Regions from separate parts of the Mus musculus genome. Here region 1 is linked to region 2. Evidence: chromatin contacts called from ENCODE Hi-C or POLR2A ChIA-PET data. All regions are on one chromosome and are shown on one strand. Each heading gives the region's core, a stretch centred on a gene start or an enhancer-like site at or near the end of the contact. The rest is flanking DNA. Distances are from core to core; before and after follow the strand shown. Region 1 holds the start of Ube2f (ubiquitin-conjugating enzyme E2F (putative)). Region 2 holds the start of Cops8 (COP9 signalosome subunit 8).

Region 1 (3,875 bases), core at 397-2,896, 650 kb after region 2:
CTTGTCATAAAGAGTTCACTTGAGTACTATAATGGCTATTCCTGGTTATCAACTTGACTATATCTGGAATGAACTACAATCAAAATTGGAGGACACACCCGTGATCCAGATGTTAAGGCTGGAAGACACAAGTTTCTGATCTGGATCACAATGAAAATCCCTTAATATAGAGAGACATTCCATAAGCTCTGTGACTCTAGAGGACGCTGATTAATACCAGTACCATCTCTTCTGTGTTTGCAACCTCCCTTAGATCAAAAGCCTTATTTGTTTGTTTATTGAGACAGGATCTCACTATGTAGCTCAGGTTGCCCAGGAATTCACTATGTAGACCAGTCTGGCAGGTCTGCCTCTGCTTCCCCAAATGCTAGAATTAAAGCCGTGTACCACTAGGCCTGGCTGCCTTTTACCCTTTCTATCTGTGCAGGAGTGTGTATCTGATGGAAGCTTGAGCGTGTGTAGCCATGTGCCACATGGGGTGGTCAAAGGATAACTTTCTTCCACTTTTTTGTTTGTTTGTGTTTACAGGATCTCATTGAGTAACCTTGGCTTGTTTGGAACTCTATGTTATCTAGGCTGGCCTCCAACTCCTATGTGCAACCCAGCTCTGCGGGGGATCTCTTCCCCTCAATGGAAGTCAGGGTACTTGGTCCTAATCTGAGGACTCCTCTGCCTCACATCTTCCCGAGTTTGGAAACAGGTCCTCATGCTGACAAACGCTTTACTCCCTGAACCCAAGTGCCTCATTTCAAAAGAAATCTTAGGGTCTAGGGTGTGGGGGGAGGGGGGAGACGGGGGGGGGGGGGAGGCGGGGGGAGGGGGCGGGTAGCTCAAAGGTAGTGCTTTGCATGTGAGACCTCCTGAGATTCATTCCCCAGAATTGCTAAGAAAATCACTGGAAACCTGACGCTCCTTGTTCTTTTCCACAGAAAATATCCTCTTTCCAAGGCCCTACCTCTCTAGGAGTCTTGCCGAATTCTCTCCCAAAGTAGGCTATCTCCAGTCCCACAGGGACTGAGAATGCATACCACACGAGCTGCAAGTAGGATGCTGCACATGGAACCCCAAGGCCTCAGGAGGTAGGGTCTCTCTACATATCTCTGGCTGTCCTGGAATTCACTATGTAGACCAGGCCTTCCTCTTGTCTCTGAGCGCCGGGACTGAGGTATGCGCCGGAACTCCCGGCCTGAAGTAGATTTTTAAAAGTGCATATAGGAATATGAGAAATTAAAAAAATAAGGAGCAGGAAGAGTGTCCTCACACCCAGCAGCCACCTCTAACTATCCCATGGCCTTAACGCAGCTGCAAACCGGTCGGATTCTTTGCGTTCAGGAATGGTGCCGGGCACAGGAACTTAGCTCCACCAGCAGGCACTGCACTAGTACGATATTCCTAGGGAAGCAAGCCGCTAAATGAATGGAAACAAACCGGAAGGCCGCTAGGCGGTCGGGGATGCTTGCGCTTCGGTGACCAATCAGCAAAGGTCTTGACACATGGCCCACCCTCAGGCCGTGCTCTTCACCAATGAACGAGGGCCGACTAGTTGACCTGTGTATGTCCTGTGACTGTCCACGAGTGGAGCTGCCAATAAAGTTCTTTTGTAGCTTTGAATTTTTTTTTTAAAGTGCCCACTGCGGTCACGGCGCAGTCCCCGCCCCGCCACTTCCGGTCTCGCCGCCGGGAGCCGGTGCGGCTGTGAAGGCCAGCGCGACTCAGTGCCGCTGCTCCGCCGGGCATGGTTTTGGGTGCCGGCTCGCCTCGCCTGACTCGCGGTGCTCAGGTAAGCTGGTCGCGCGGGCTGGACTGAGGCCGAGGCTCCTGTCGCCGAGCGCCAGGCCGGACCGCGAGGTCGGCGGCTGACGGGAAGCGCTGGGCGGGCAGCGAGCCCCGGCGGCTCTAGAGGGCCGGGCCGAGGCGGACCCCGTGCCGCCGCCCGCAAGGTCACGGTGCGGAGCTCGGGCCGTCCGGGAGGCCGAGGCCGAGGCCGCGGCGGGGAGGCCGCTGCCCCTGAAGGGAAGCGGGAGGTGGACGCGGCCCGCCACGGCGACGGCGGGGAGGAGGGGCGGCCGGCCCGCCTGGCCCGGTTCGGTCCCTGACCCGGTTCCGCGGCGTGTCACCCGGGGTGTGGCCTTCTCCTCGGCCGGCTCAGTTTCCTCCGTCTCCGGTGGGCATTGGACCCACTCCTCGGCGCTGCCGGTGGGTTGGAGTTGCTGGGGAAGGCTTCCCGGAGGGGCTCTTGGCCTGTGGGTAAAAATCTGCTCTCCTTAAGAACCTAGTCGGGCTTGGCGGTGAAGGGAAAGAGGGCATCCCAAGACCTGGTTATCAGATTGAACCGAAGGTTCCAGAAATGAGCAGGGTGGTGTTGAAAAACAGTGAGGTGGCTGGGCCTGGTGCCGAGGCTTCCTAGCTGTTTGGGCCGAATGTGGGGAGCTGGGCAGTAGGCAGAGTCATAGGAAATTAAGGATAGTGATTGTGGGGAGCTTCAGGAACAGAATTAACAGGAGTACCTGGACAAAATTAACTTGATATTCAGTACCCAAAATCAAAGATGAGCTCCAGAAGTGGTCAGTCAGTAAGCCTGGCAGGTTAGATACCCTTGGACACTCATGCTGTACGGTTTAAGTCCCGATCTGTTTCTTTCAGCTTGGAAGGTTAAACGGCCCTAGTGGCCCCTAGTTCTCTTAAATGGCTTAGATTGGAGCTGTCAGTGAGGAGTTAGCCTCACTGTGAGCCAACTGGCCCTGCATAGGTCACACCAGCCTGATTTCAGCACAGCACATAGGAATGCTGAATAAACATGACTTGATGAGACTGGTAAATAACAAGTTGCAGTCCTCTTTGGATGCCCTAAAAGTTGGTCCCACCCAGAGGAGGAACTAACTGGGCCAAATACAACTTGTGGAGTTGGAAACTGAGCATGCTGTTCAGAATAGCTGATCGGTTCCCAAAATACTGCCTTAGTCACAGTGTGATTTTCGAGCAAAGGGAAGTTTGGGTCAAAGTGGGGTTTTCCAGAGGTGGGACGTGTTGAGGAGGGAACGAGAATTCTGAGGCAGCTTCTACCCTTTTGATAGTTTGAGTAATTTTTTTTTTGTTTGATCCCTTTGTGGAGATTTAATTTTCTGATTGTGGGGACATTTCCAAATGGAGACTTTGGTTTATTCCCTCCCATGCTAGTGAAAGTGATACAGATGATAGAAAAATAGGTGGATACTCTAGTCTTACCTGCCTTAGAATATGCGTGTTGGGTTTTCTGTGGAGACACCACTCGTGTTGTTTTCTACTCTGCACAGTCTTTGCACAACATGTTCTATTGGAAAAGCCTACAGCTTACTGAAGATTACAAGCTAGGATCTACACCTCGAAGAGTAGAGCAGGGTACGCCCATCCTCTGCCTCCGATAAAGCCCAGTGTAGAAGAGCAGTGGAGAGCATTAAGAGAGCCGGTGGGCAGCCATGGCAGGTCTGAGCAGCACAGTGCAGGTCCATAGGGTGAGGAGCAGCTCTGTTGTGACCACTAGGGGACTGCCTGCCAAACTCTGAATGCCTTTCCGTTTTCCTTTTCACCATCTGCCTTACTGATATCAAAGGTGAAAACCTGATGGCCCTCATGTGGAACATACACCTCTGTCCCAGTGGTACGTCGGGTTGTTATCTTGGACCATTGTCAGACACCCCTGATGTCCCAAGGTCTGAGCATGTAACAGTGGACTTAGACTTGGCCAAGGTAGAAAGCACTACCTCATGATCCTGTTTGAGGAATTTCTGACAGGATCATTCTAGGTGGCAACCAAGACAGGAAAGCATTGTTACATATGTTCTGCTGTTTTGATAGCTTGTGGGCTGAAGCCCCTTTGGGGGAAGTGACTTAGTGAA
Region 2 (3,879 bases), core at 503-3,002:
CAGGCTAGAAAGACTTCACTCACCTTGTGTGTGTGTGTGTGTGTGTGTGTGTGTGTGTGTCTGTGTGTGTCTGTGTGTGTCTGTGTGTATGTGTGTCTGTGTGTCTCTGTGTGTGTCTCTGGTGTGTCTGTGTGTGTCTGTGTATGTGTGTATGTGTGCACGCGCACATGAGATGTACACAGGTACACAGGTGATAACACTGTGCTGGTCTGCTGAGCCTGAGGCAGGCAGAGAGAGAAGTGAGAGTTAGGTTTGGAGCTTTTCCAAAAGTTCAAGGCCAGCCTGGGCTACTTAGTAAGACCTTGTCTACCAGTAAGTAAAAGGAGACCCGGGGGCACAGCTCAGTGCTAAAACTATGCACGAGGCCTGTGTTCCAGTCTCCAGTTCTGCCAGAGAAGACAGCAGGGGGCAGGTGTGGTGTCCGGACCATTGCTTGCTGTGTCTGAGCACTGACTAGGGTCTGGCTGGGTGTTTTTACCTCTCATGCCCAGAACTGAAATTCAGGCACCCAGGTTTGCAAAGTAGCAAGGAAACTTTATGCAAAAGCAAAGCCATACTACAGATCAGAAAGAAATATGCTGTCAAGAGTGACCGCTGGCCACATGAGCCAGCATACTCTAGAGCCCCAATTACTGTTTGGGGTTTTTATGAGCTTTGAGAGGAGTCTTATTGCTAAGGAGCACTGCATTCTGTTTTGATTGAAAAATTTTGCCGGACAGTGGTGGCACAAGCCTTTAATCCAAGCACTTGGGAGGCAGAGGCCAGCCTGGTCTACAGGGTGAGTTCCAGGACAGCCAGGGCCATACAGAGAAACCCTGTCTCGAAAAACCAAAACACACACACACACACACACACACACCAAAAACAAAACAAAAACAGAAAAAACAATTTAGTTATGTTACCTCCCTTTTCTATTGTGCATGTCTCAATATGTAAAATTATTGAATTTTATTAAATAATTTTATTATTAAAATGTATTTGATTTTAATCAAAAGCGTTCACAAGCACGCACAGGCAGAAGACAGTAAATAGGAGTTTCTCTCAGCAAATTCACTTAGAAGACATGGTTCACCCTCCTGGGCAGGCACCTAAAACCAATTCAGGCTAGATCAGACCTCCTGGCCTCATAATGCACCTAACTGGATTATTACTGAATAGAATCTGTTCGATGGTCCGCAGAGAGCGAAGAAACTTATCCCATTACTTGGAGAGGGTTTGTCTGCATGCAGTTCCATGCAGGTTGTGAACAGGGGTCCTGGTTTGCTGACAATTGCTAGGTGATTTTTTTTTTTTTTTTTTCAGAAAAAGGTGTGTGTGTGTGTGTGTGTGTGTGTGTGTGTGTGTGTGCGCGTGCGCGTGCGCATAGTAGGTGTAGGTGAGAGTCAGGCTGCTAAGTGAATTGTTAGAAGAGGGGTGTGTGCATAACCCAAACCAAGAAGAGTTTCAGGTTTGGAGTTTCTTGGACTTGTATGTAACACTTTAGCTTAGAAGAAGTACAGTTCAGCGCTCTCGAAACACGTGGAGGTCCAACGGTTTTACTGTTCTCCCACGGCAACTTTGGTTGTGGAAAAATGTAGTCCCGTTATCATTTCCCCGTGCGGATAATCCGAGCCGCAGCCGAACCCTTCCGGATCGCAGGGCTCTGACTCAGAAAGCCGGTTCGTCCTAGCCTGGGGCGGGTCCTCCAGAGCACCGAGACGTTGGGGCAGAGCGCTCGCCGCCCTTGTATTCCGCTACGGCGTCGCTCGGGAAGTGACGACACGCTCGCCCATGCGTACTGAGAGGCAGCTCCTTTACCTCATCGCGGGCGCGACGCCCCGAGGGCCAGCTTGTGCTTTGGTCTGGCAGAGGTGGTGGCGGCGAGAGCGGCCGGGAAGATGCCAGTGGCGGTGATGGCGGACAACGCCTTCAGTTTCAGAAAGCTGTTGGATCAGTGCGAGAACCAGGAACTCGAGGTAGCGCCGCAGGGTGGGGCGGTCGGGTGGGCGCCGTTTCCAGGGTAACGGGCCGGGCCGCGGCCTGCGGGGCGCACACTCCGGGTTCATCAAGAGATGCTGCTTCCATTTGTAACGTTAAGTTAAGTTCGCTAAATAGGCTGGGCGCAGTGGCACAGGACTCCGGTGGGCACACGTCAGGCGGAGGCGAGAGGATTGCCGGTGAATTCGAAGCCAGCTTGAACTATGAAAACCCCAAAAATAAAAAATAAAAATAAAAAAGAAAGAAAAAGGAAAAAAAAAAGGGAGGGCGGGGGCTCACGGACTAAAGGAGACAGCAGCAGCTTGCGGATGAGCCTTTAGCAGACCTTGCTGAATGAATAAAGATTGAAGAGAGACAGGCCTCTATAACTACCTTTTGGTAGTCTTCTGTCTTAAGCTTACTTAAGCTTTTAAGATAACGGCCAGAAAAATAGTGCATTAAGAACCTGTTGGAAGTAGTCCCCCCCCCCTTTTTTTTAATTTGAGACCTGACCTTCCGAGGTAATGTCACTTACATATTTGTGACTATGGAAAGAAACTGATATCCAACTGCAGATAAATGACAGCTCACAACAGATCTAAACTCAGGTTTTAACCTTTGATACTTCCCTAAGCATTTTTCTGCATCTATAGTAGTGCTGGAAAACTTACTTTTTAAGTTTTCATTTTCTCTTTTCTGAAAGTGTATTAGGAAGTGAGGCTTTCCCCTCTTTTTTCGCTCTCTAGGCTCCTGGAGGAATTGCCACACCGCCAGTGTACGGTCAGCTTCTAGCTTTGTACTTGCTCCAGAACGACATGTAAGTAGCACCTTTTACCTAAAACGAAAAGCTTCCTTGAGATGATGCAGGAGTACATGCAGCAGATAGGTGTCTTTTACTGTAATCCTGTTATATCTGTTTCCCTTTTTGTCATAATTAAGAATAAATAAGCTCGATATTTTTCTTGTCGTGTATGTCTTACATACACCTAAAAACATGGTAAGTTCTTGTGAGAAATTAGCATCAAGAACCAATGGAGTTTAAAAAAAAAATCATGTTTTTTTTTTCTTTTTACTTATATTTACTCAGAAACTGGGTGGTGGCGCACACCTTTAATCCTCCCACTTGGGAGCCAGAGGCAGGCAGATCTCTGAGTTTGAGGTCAGTCTGGTCTATAGGTCCAGCTCCAGTACAGCCAGGGCTACACAGAGAAACCCTATCTAAACAAACAAACAAATAAAACCAAAGCAACTGTATATGTACTCAGTAGGAGCAAAAAAGCTGGGGCTGGGAAGGAACACTGGGAGAACCAGGGGAGGTAGACATGTTTGAATTAGTCTTCCTGGGTGGGAGGCAGGAGCTTGAGAGGGCTAGAGAATAGAGGCCTGGTGCAGTTCCAAACCTACTGTGATATTTTTACAGAAACTACACTGAGTTTCTTCATTATACATATAATCGTGTGTCTTACGACTCACTAGGAGAAGGGCTCCAGATTATAACAGCACAGTGTATGCCTGTATTGCGAGGGATACCCAAAGCCTCGAAATGGACACATTGTTTGTACCTGAGTGGTTGTGTGTAAGTCTGTGGTTTGAATGTGTTGTTATGGTTTAGGATCTGAATTGTTAGTTTAAAAAGAACTCCTAAAAAAAATTTTTTTAATTAACCTGGGAAAAGGTTATTTCATGTCCTCCTTTTTTTTTTTTTTTTTTAATTGCTTTTCCTCAACAAATTCATATAAAACTGAGTTGTGCCATGGCCTGTTTTGGTGTTTCGGCCTGTAATTTTATGTATTGACTGAGGTGACTATTTTGTAACTCATCTTTGTGTAAATCAGGAATAATGCAAGATATCTGTGGAAGAGGATACCACCTGCTATAAAGTCTGTAAGTAATCCTGCGGTGTCCCCTGTTGCTTTTAGAATA

Evidence for each region. A loop is a pair of places that touch in the nucleus more often than their neighbours do. ChIA-PET counts read pairs that join two places held with the same protein, here RNA polymerase II (POLR2A).
Region 1: a loop to region 2 is called in a map of left cerebral cortex, with 2.9 times the contacts of the local background. The contact joins the promoter of Ube2f here to the promoter of Cops8 in region 2. A Hi-C loop is called at or near these places in 1 of 37 maps with a recorded cell type or tissue (left cerebral cortex). POLR2A ChIA-PET finds 5 or more read pairs at or near these places in 1 of 5 experiments (embryonic stem cell).

Annotation. Positions count from the first base shown.
Region 1 is chr1:91,248,658-91,252,532 of GRCm38, forward strand. It overlaps Ube2f (ubiquitin-conjugating enzyme E2F (putative)), which reads left to right and starts at 1,647. Exons shown (of 10, transcript NM_026454.4): 1 at 1,647-1,780.
Region 2 is chr1:90,601,673-90,605,551 of GRCm38, forward strand. It overlaps Cops8 (COP9 signalosome subunit 8), which reads left to right and starts at 1,753. Exons shown (of 8, transcript NM_133805.3): 1 at 1,753-1,955; 2 at 2,703-2,773; 3 at 3,792-3,840. The coding sequence starts at 1,878.